Linked DNA regions of Homo sapiens: region 1 is linked to region 2. Evidence: read pairs that join two places in POLR2A ChIA-PET (ENCODE). Cell type or tissue: OCI-LY7. All regions are shown on one strand. Each heading gives the region's core, and the rest is flanking DNA. Links, peaks and the distances in the headings are about the cores only.

Region 1 (5,218 bases), core at 1,339-3,838, 1.1 Mb after region 2:
CAGGACGGCTATCATTTTTTTTAAATTAAAAAATAGACCAAGTACAGTGGCTCATATCTGTAATCCCAGTAATTTGGGAGGCCGAGGCAGGAGGATCACTTGAGCCCTGGAGTTCAAGACCAGCCTGAGTAACATAACGAGGCCCCGTCTCTACAAACAAAAATTTAAAAAATAGCCAAGGATTGGTGGCACATGCCTGTAGCCCTAGCTACGCAGTAGGCTGAAGTGAAAGAATCGCTCAAGCCTGGAAGTTGAGGCTGCAGTGGGCTGTGACTGTGCCACTGCATTCCAACCTCAGCAACAGAGTGAGACCCTGTCTCAAATAAATAAATATAACTAAATAAATAACAAATGTTTGTGAGGATGTGGAGAAACTAAAACTCTTGTGCACTGCTGGTGGAAATGTAAAGTGGTACAGCCACTAGGGAAAATGGTATGGTAGTTCCTCAAGGAAACTGAAAATACAATTACCACATTATCCAGCAATTCCACTTCTGGGTATACACCCACAAGAATTGAAAGCAGAAAGTCAAACAGATATTTGTATATCCATGTTCACAGCAGCATTAATCACAATAGTCAAAAAGTGGAAGCAAACTAAATATCCATCAATGGACGAATAAACAAAATGTGATACATACATAAAATATTATTCAGCCTTAAAAAGGAAGGAAATTCTGACAGTACAATGTGAATGAACTCTGAAGACTATTTATGCTTAGGGAAATCGCCAGTCACAAAGGGCAAACATTATATGATTTCATGTATATAAGGTACCTAGAGTAGTCAAATTCATAAAGACAGAAAGCAGAATGGTGGTTACCAAGGGATGGAGAAAGACAGCAACAGGAAGTTACTGCTTAATGGGTATGGAGTTTCAGTTTAGAAAGATGAAAAAGTTCTGGAGATGAAGGGTGGTGATGGCTGGACAACAAAGTTAATTTATTTGATGCCACAGAACTGTGCACTCAAAAATGGTTAAAACAGTAAATTTCATGTTATATATATTTCACTAAAGACACTGTAGTATACAATTTAAATCACCTTATACCCATCTACTCAAAAGCCACAAGTAACTAAAATCCTCATGAAGCTCTTACAAATCCTCTTTAAAAGTAGATATAGGGCCAGGCGCGGTGGCTCACGCCTGTAATCCCAGCACTTTGGGAGGCTGAGGTGGGCGGATCACAAGGTCAGGAGATCAAGACCATCCTGGCTCCCACGGTGAAACCGTCTCTACTAAAAATGCAAAAAAATTAGCTGGGCATGGTGGTGGGTACCTGTAGTCCCAGCTACTCAGGAGGCTGAGGCAGGAGAATGGTGTGAACCAGGGAGGTGGAGCTTCCAGTGAGCCGAGATCGCACCACTGCACCTCCAGCCTGGGCAACACAGCAAGACTCCATTTCAAAAAAAAAAACAAAACCAAAAAAAACAAAAAACAAGTAAATATTGGCCAGGCACGGTGGCTCACGCCAGTCATCCCAGCACTTTGGGAGGATGAGGTGGGTGGATCACGAGGTAGGAGTTCAAGAACAGCCTGACCAACATGGTGAAACCCCATCTCTACTAAAAATACAAAAATTAGCTGGCCATGGTGGCATGCCTGTAATCCCAGCTACTCAAGGCAGGAGAATCGCTTGAACCTGGGAGGCGGAGGTTGCAGTGAGCCGAGATCGCGCAACTGCACTCCAGCCTGGGTGACAGAGCAAGACTCTGTCTCAAAAAAAAAAAAAAGTAAATACTAAAAAGCAAACAAACATTCAAACTCTTAGAAAACTGAAAATTAGCCGGGCGCAGTGGCTCACACCTGTAATCCCAGCACTCTGGGAGGCAGAGGTGGGCGGATCACAAGGTCGGCAGTTCCAGACCAGCCTGACCAACATGGTGAAACCTCACTCTACTAAAAATACAGAAATTAGCCAGGCGTGGTGGTGGGTGCCTGTAATCCCAGCTACTAGGGAGGCTGAGGCAGGAGAATCGCTTGAACCCAGGAGGCAGAGGTTGCAGTGAGCCAAGACTGCACCACTGCACTCCAGCCTAGGCGACAGAGTGAGACTCCGTCTCAAAAAAAAAAAAAAAAAAAAAAGAAAACTGAAAAGTAGCACTTACGCAGCATACAAATGATGAACTATTACCAATCCCTCAGCACATTTTGTCATCTACTGGAAAAAAAAAATCCACGATTTGTAAGTTTTATTCAAATTGATTTTAACAAGAATAAAAATCAATAATGTAAACTAAAGCCCAAATTAGGTATCACTACACATCAACTACAATAAAGTTTTTGTTTTTGTTTTTGTTTTAAAAAAGACAATAACAGTGCTGGCAAGTATTCCAGAAACTAGAGTATTTACATAGTGTTAGTGAGAGTGCTAAATAGCACAGCCAGTTTAGTAGTTTCTTACAAACCTAAGTTCCTGTATACCACATTCTCGGCCATGGAACAAGCCTCAATAAACTGAAAAGAACTGAAATTATGCAAAGTATGTTCTCCAATCACAATAAAATTAAATTAGAAACTCTCAAAAAGTATCTTAAAAACCCCAAAATTGTTTTTGGAATCTAAGCAACACACTTCTAAATGAGTCAGGAGTCAAAAGACAAAATCAGGCTGGACAAGGTGGCTCACGCGTGTAATCCCAGCTCTTTGGGAGTCGGAGGTGGGAGGATCACTTGAGGCCAAGAGTTCAAGACCAGCCTGGTGAGTTTTGAACTCCTGGTGAGACCCCGTCTCTACAAAAACTAAAAAAACTAGCCGGGCATGGTGATATGCACCTGTAGTCCCAGCTACTAAGGGAGGCTGAGGTAAGAGGATTACAGGAGCCCAGGAAGTCAAGGCTGCAGTTTGTGACACTGCACTTCAGCCTTGGTGAGAGTGAAACAACGTCTCAAAAAAAGAAAAAAGAAACCAAACAGGAAATGTGTACTGAATGAAAATGAAAACATGTAATTTCAAAATTTGTGGGATACAGCTGAAGTAGTGCTCAGACAAAACTTACAGCACTAAATGCCAGAAAAAACACAAAGTCTCACATCAATGACATAAGCTTCCACTCTAAGAAGGTAAAGAGGAGCAAATTAAATCCAAAGTTTGTAGAGGTCGGGCGCGGTAGCTCATGCCTGTAATCCCAGCACTTTGGGAGGCAGAGTCGGGCGGATAATGAGGTCAGGAGTTCGATACCAGCCTGACCAACATGGTGAAACCCCGTCTCTACCAAAAATACAAAAATGAGCTGGGCATGGTGGTGCATGCCTGTAATCCCAGCTACTGGGGAGGCTGAGGCAGGAGAATGGCTTGAACCCTGGGGACAGAGGTTGCAGTGAGCCGAGATTGTGCCACTGCATTCCAGCCTGGGTGACAGAGCAAGGCTCCATCTCAAAAAAAAAAAAAAAAAAAAAAAAAAAGTTTGTAGAAGAAAAGATATGAAAAAGATGAGAGCAGAAAGCAATAAAAAGAAAACAGAAAAATGTTAGAGAAAAATCAATGAAACCAGAGCCTGGTTCTTTAAGAGCAGTAAAACTGTCCAGGTGCAATGGCTCACACCTATAATCCCAGCACTTTGGGAAGCCAAGGCAGGCAGATCATCTGAGCTTAGAAGTTCAATGCCACCCTGGGCAACGTGGTGAAACCCCATATCTACCAAAAATACAAAAAATTAGCCGGGTGTGGTTGGCATGTGCCTGTGGTCCCAGCTACTCAGGAGGCTGAGGCTTGTGTCCAGGAGGCAAAGGCTGCAGCGAGCTGAGATCATGCCATTGCACTCCAGCCTGGGAGACAGAGCAAGACCCTGCCTCAAAAAAAAAAAAAAAAAAAAAAAAAAAAAAAAAAAAAAGCACAGATCAGTAAAACTGACAATCCTCTAGCCAAACTAATGGGAACAAAAGAGAAAAGAAACAAATTATCAAAAAGGTAACCAGAGACATAACTACAGATCCTGAAGACATCAAAAGGAAAATAGAAAATATTATGAACAACTTTATGCCAACAAACTCAACAATCCACATGAAGTAGACAAATTTTTTTTTTTTTTTTAAGAGACAGGGTCTTGCTCTGTTGCCCAGGCTGGAGTGCAGAAGCATAATCATAGCTCACTGCAGCCTCTAATTCCTGGGCTCAAGCAATCCTCCTAGCCTCAGCCTCCTGAATAGCTGGGACTACAGGTGCATGCTACCATGCCCTTCTAACAAATTTCTTGAAAGATACAAATAACCAAAGCTTGCTAAAGAATAAACAGATAACCTGAATACTCCTATATCTATTAAATAAACAGAATTTGTCTTTAAAAGCTTCCCACAAAGAAAACTGGCCCAGGCGGCTTCACTGGTGAATTTTACCAAAAACGTAAAGAAGTTACTACCAATTCTACATAAATCTCTCAAAAAAAAGTTGAAGCAGAGAGAAAACATCCCAACTCCATTCCACCAAAACCAAAGACATTATAAAAAAGAAAAAAATCATAGGTTAGGCAAGGTAGCTCACACCTGTAATTCCAGTGTTTTAGGAAGTCGAGACAAGAGGATCACTTGAGGTCAGGAGTTCAAAACCAACCTGGACAACATAGCACGAACCCGTCTCTACAAAAAAAGTTTACAAAATTAGCTGGGCATGGTGCCACACACCTGTAGTCACGGCTACTTGGGAGGCTAAAGTGGGAAGCCTGTTTGAGCCTGGGAGTTCGCGACTGCAGTGAACTGTGAACATGCCACTGTACTGCAGCCTGGGGTGACAGAGCAAGACCCTAACAGGAAAAAAAAAAAAAAAAAAAACAGGCAAAATATTTAAACAGACTTGTCCAAAGATCTATAGATGGTAAATAGGCTCATGAAAATATGCCCAACATCTTTAGCCATCAGGAAAATGCAAATTAAAACCAAAAAGAAAGAAATGTCACCACACATCTCACAGAATGGCTAAGTCAGGTCATACCAGTGTTTTTGAGAATGCAGGGCCAGTGGAACTCACACACAAAGCTGGTGAGGATGTAAAACTGAACCAGCATTTGAAATAAGTTTGGCAGATGCTTAAAATGTTAAATATGCATCTACCACATGATTCAGGGATTTTCCTCTTAGGTATTTACCAACAAAAATTAAAGCATATGTAGACACAAAGACAGTAGTTTCATCTGTAACAAAGAGAAACTCGCAAGTCAATCAACAATTGAATAAACTAATTGTGGTATATCCACACAATGGAATATCACTCAGCAATAAAAAG
Region 2 (5,218 bases), core at 1,438-3,937:
ACCACGTGTCAGAAATAAACTGCAGTCCCCTTTGGAGAACAGTGAGGTTGGATCAAAAAGGAGAACTATTTCAAAACATGCTGCCAGCTCGTCTTTTCAAAAATTTTTCTTTTTTTTTTTTTTTTTTGGATGTGGGGAGGAGGATTTCAAAAACAAAAAAAAGTAAGTCAGTATCTTCTCACAACTGCAGCTGATTTCCTGTGTAAACGAAAACCATGTGATATTCCATAAATGCTTCCAGCTCTAAATTACAGGAAATGAAAACCATCATGGAAAAGGAAAGCTTTCAGAATAAATCCCCACTTCGGATCCCGCCGCGGCGAAGCTGCGCTGGGCCGCCCGCACACACCTGCGGGTCCCCGAGCTCGCCCGGGCGCCCCCGCCACCGTCCCCAGAGCGCGCAGGGAGCGGGGCGCGCGATCACACCCTCCGCGCTGCGCCCGACCACTCGGGCTTTCAATTAGGAGCCAAGCTGAGAAAAGTAGGCTTTTCTTTATGCACGCCTCGCCGAGGTCAGGTTACGACCTCTCAACCGTCTTCAATCGGCGGTGGCATCCATATTCATGAAGGCTAATTAACTCTGAAAGGCTCGGCGGGGCTGGCCCTCCCCGGGCCGCCCAGCGCCGCCCCCCGCGGTGCAGGGGTGGGTGAGTGGGGGCCCCGAGCCCAGTACCCTCTCCTCCCTCCCCCGACAACCCGCCAGGCATCTTCCCAGGGCCGCCCGGCCTCCGCAGCTGCTCCTGGGCCGGACTCCCGAGCACGCACTTGTGCGCGGGGACACGGGGTCCCAGGGCGCGGGGACCAGTCAGGCGAGGAGAATTAGCTGCGTCATTTGTCGCCATCCTAGCAACTCGAGCTTACTTCTCCCGATAGCTCCCTCCTGGCCGCTGCTCCCAGGGGCCGAATGTGGGAAAGGGATGCTAATTCCAAGTGAGAGTTCATGCTTGGGGTTTCAGGCAGCCTTGCAGATGGGCGGCCCTGGGACCTAGGTTATAGCCCCAAGCCAATGGACTGTGGGGGCGCGCGGGGAAGTCACTCCACCTCTCTGGGCTCTTTGCGTTTGCTCTGAGATGACAAGAGGCTGTTAGGCTGGAGAAACTCCTTTCCACTTAGTGAAACGTCCCAAGAGGTCTCTCCTGCGGCCTTATTTCCCCAGCTCTGCATGAGAATTTTTAGGTTTCCCAGTTCTGCAGGAGCCAGCAGGTTCTGAGGTTCCCAAGGGGTGGCAACTTGTAGGGTAACCTTTTCTACTTCTTCCTGTATCCATCAAGGTCCTTACATTTTAGATTTTACAAACGGACTTGAACTAGTTTAAGCAAACTAGAAAATTCTGTTTTGTGGATAGAGACTTTGCTCATGGACCCATGGGCCTGAGATACCTCCAGGCTCAGAAAGTTCTTCCTCCTTCTTTCACCTTTTCTTCTATATTCCTGCTGCTTTGTTTTTATTGGCCGACTGACTGCCTCAAGGCCTGTTTCTCAGTCCACATAGGACAGAAGATGGTCCTGCCACTGTTTATCAGTTTACATCTGCTCTATTCAACAGGGGAGTCCAGCCTGAAACTGCATCTCCAGAATTCAGGCACAAAATTCAGTTTACATCTGCTCTATTCAACAGGGGAGCCCAGCCTGAAACTGCATCTCCAGAATTCAGGCACAAAATATGGGGCTGGCCCAGCTTAGATCACATGCCCAGCTCTGGTCCAGCCAATTGAGAGCAGAGGGCCAGCCACATGGTACTCACTGCCACCATGGGACTGCCCTGTGGGTAGGGGATGAATCAGGGGTGAGCTGGCCAGAAATGGCTAAGAGCATCTTCTGCATGAACTCAAGCCTGATTTCAAGTGGGTGCAAGGTAATTTCTTTCAGAGACAGATAGCTCTCTGGGCTCCTGACCCAGAGTTGGCTTCACCTTTTTTATTTCTTTTGTTTCTTTTCAGAGATGGGCTCTCACTCTGTCGCCCAGGCTGGAGTGCAGTAGTGCAATCCACAGCCTCAAACTCCTGGGCTCAAGGGATCCTGCAGCCTCAGCCTGCAGAGTAGCTGGGACTACAGATGCGTGCCACCACATTCAGCTATTTTTTATTTTCATTTTTTGTGGAGATGAGGTCTTACATTGTTGCCAGGCTGGAGTGCAGTAATGTGATCAGAGCTCACTGCAGCCTCAAACTTCTGAGCTCAAGTGATTCTCCAGCCTCAGCCTCCTGAGTAGCTGGGGCTACAGTTGGGCACTAACCACACATGGCTAATTTAAAACAATTCTTTTAGCAGTGGGGTCTCGCTGTGTTGTCCAGGCTGGTCTTGAATGCCTGTCCTCAAGCGATCCTCCCACCTTGGCCTCCCAAAATGCTGGGATTACAAGTGTAAGCCACCACACCTGACCATGGCTTCACCTAATAAGAAAGAGGAGGGGACAGAATTCCCAGTGCAGAATTCAGGGGCACCAGGAAGAACATACCTGACCTCCCTGTACTTCTTAGCAGGGAGCCAGGGATGAAGTCAGAGGCCCACCATGACCAGAGAAGCAGACAGAGAGCCCACTCTCCATCAGAGACACTTCTGTGGCTGGGCCTGCCTATGGTGATGGGATTGCCACACTAGGGCTCCTGCTGGGTCCCCTCCATCCTGCACTAAGATGAGAGGTCTAAGGCAAGCCCTGTGCCGCCCATTCTGGGGGAACCATGGCCTACCTGCAGATGCAACTACCAAATCAACACATTAGACCGAGTCGGGAAGTGAAATACTCAGAGTTCTTAATCCTAAAAAAAGGAAATCTGCTTTAGCTAGTCCATCAGAAAACGGATTTCAGTGTACTAGTCAAGATGCGCTAACCCTACAACAACTGCAAACTCAGAGTGGCTTAAGACAATAAGAGGTTTATTCCTTGTTCATGTCGCCATGCAGGCTAGTGATCCAAGAGCCCAGGCTCCTGTCTTCTCATGGCTCCAGGGCTCTTGTCATCTCCCAGCGGATCCTCTGCGCCTTGCTAGGCGATAAGAGTGTGGGTGATTGTGAGAGGCTTTAGGGACCAGGCATGGATGTCTGTCGCTTCTCTCCACGCTCCATTAGTTGGGACTCAGTCGTGTGGCCACGCCTAAGGGCAAGGAAGGCTGGGAAAGGCAGTTCAGCTCTGTGTGTGCCTGACAACGGGGACAAAATGGGACTGGTGAGCCCTGAGCCATTCTCTTGGGAGATCAGAGCAAGCTCACAGAGTCATGGGCAGCCAGGAGTCAGAGTTGAAGCTAAACGTCCGGGAGCGATCCCTAAATCCCGCCACAGAACTTGCTGAGGAAACAGCAGTGGTTTCTGCCACTCATAAGCACAAAATGCCACAAATCTGCTTCATCACAAATGCCACATCTGCTAGATCTAATGGGACATGACCTTGCACTGTCTGGGAAACAGCATAAAAGCCAATGTCTCTGCCGTGGCTCAAAACAGAAAATTAATGCACCAGGCAGATTCCCTCCTGCACCTTTTTTCCCTTCAGGTTATTAATTTCCAAATTGAAGTCTTGCACAGGAGCATATGAAAGATAGACTTAGGTCACAAGACTTCTTCTTTCCTGCAAGGGATCCTGGGATTTTGAGTTCTCACTTTTACTCTGGGAAGGTGGGACTCATATTGTGAGCTTGTCCTGTAGTCAGGTAATAGATGGCATCTATGAGCAAGACAAATGTCCCCCATTGGAGGTGAGCAAAGAGGGAGGCCCCTGGCTATTGCAGCTCTGGCTGGGCCTAGGTAAAATGGTGTTGAGGATGAGTTATAAACTATGTCCAAGCTTGCACAAGCAAAAGGCCAAGTGGCAGAAACATAGGTCCTTGGAGTCAGGAGGAAAAGTCAAAGGTTATCAGTCCAGTTCCCAACTTCACACAGGCATCCTGTCTACCAAAAGTGCCCTATGATGGGTCAGCCCCACTGAAACATTCACCGGGATGGGTGACTCAGCACTGCCTTACAAGGCAGCCTCGTGGATCACTTTTTGTTCTTAGGAGTTTCTTTTTTTAGGTGAAGCAGAAACCTGGCTTTCTAGAACCTCTACCTCTGGCCTGAGTTCTGTCCTGGGAAGCCACACAGAACGAATCTGCTTTTCATGTGTATGACAATTTTAATGTTCCACTCTTCTGTGGTTTTTCTCATCTTCTTGAGGCTGAACATCCCTTCTTCTCTACACTCTGTTCCTCACATGGTGATCTCTTAAGAGAGACCCATGGGCAGAGGGTAGAGGGACAGATCCCCAAATGGCAGTGCTGTAAATTTCACCACTCCCTGAAACAGTCTCAGAGGGGTGCATACACATCCCAATGTGATTGATGGGAAAATGGAGAAATCAAAGCAAGAGAAGAAATCCAGGGTCCAGATCAAGACTTGGAACCACTGTCCTCGAGTTTCTGCGGACGCCACTCCCATGAGATCTGTCCTCCCTGGGCCCATTTAATGCACCACCTATCCCTGTGCTGGGTCCCAAGCCTGGGGAGCTTCACATTGACACCTTCAACAGTTACTGCAAACAGTTACAGATGCTTCAGGTGGGACAGAGGTAAACAAGTCCTCTTGTAAGAGCCTCTAAGTTGTTGCTCTGAAGGTGAGTGTGGTGACAGTGGGGAAAGGGTTGTTTACCCTGAATTTTTCTGTTAGAAAAAAGAAGGAAATTTATGTCTCTTCATGAAATCCTACCTGTCATCTCTGCTGTGCTCAGCCTAACGGGTCCCCATGACAAAGGAAGGGAGCTCTTATCAAAGGAATCACTGGCGATTGTGTAGAGACGGTCTGGAAATGATGGCTATAATAGATATCCATTGTGGCCAAGTTCAAATGTGGATATTTCACAGGATGGCCCGACCATCTAGACCTTGGACTTAAATCATTGTTCATTCCAGAAGTCCTGGATCCTTTGCTGTTTCCAACTCTCTTAACTCACTGTTTTCACAATTATGAAGGAAATAGAAGTTTATTGTAAATATCTGGAAAATATATATGTGTATAAAGAAAAAAACTAAAATGGCCAGGACCAACCACTGCTAACAATTTAGTGCCTCTGGTCTGGGTTTTTACATGTATTTGTGTATAGTCATGTTAATGTCATGCTGTGTATACAATTTTGCAGACTTTTTCTCATTTAATGTTGGGTTGTGAGCATTTTGCCATATGGATTCTTAGAGAATATGGTTTAAGACTGGATCACATCCATTCTTTCATGTGCTTATTCTTCAGTCAGG

Evidence for each region. ChIA-PET counts read pairs that join two places held together with the same protein. Peaks named below come from ENCODE experiments on the same cell type or tissue, not always from the same donor. Only the 100,000 strongest peaks of a DNase experiment are listed, where the experiment ranks them.
Region 1: POLR2A ChIA-PET joins it to region 2 with 5 read pairs; 2 of 35 experiments call an interaction of 5 or more read pairs at or near these places.

The regions. Positions count from the first base shown.
Region 1 is chr10:31,918,386-31,923,603 of GRCh38, forward strand. The region is part of intron 1 of ARHGAP12 (Rho GTPase activating protein 12); the gene reads right to left. LOC107984219 (a long non-coding RNA gene) reads left to right here and starts at 4,467. Exons shown (of 3, transcript XR_001747415.2): 1 at 4,467-5,218. In OCI-LY7, for the core only: no CTCF peak of the experiment used is centred there; a DNase peak (open chromatin) is centred at 2,826; H3K27ac peaks cover 497 bases.
Region 2 is chr10:30,784,602-30,789,819 of GRCh38, forward strand. No RefSeq gene overlaps it. Among named protein-coding and RNA genes, the nearest start is that of LINC02644, 64 kb to the left of the region's middle. RefSeq lists a silencer at 532-841. In OCI-LY7, for the core only: no CTCF peak of the experiment used is centred there; no DNase peak of the experiment used is centred there.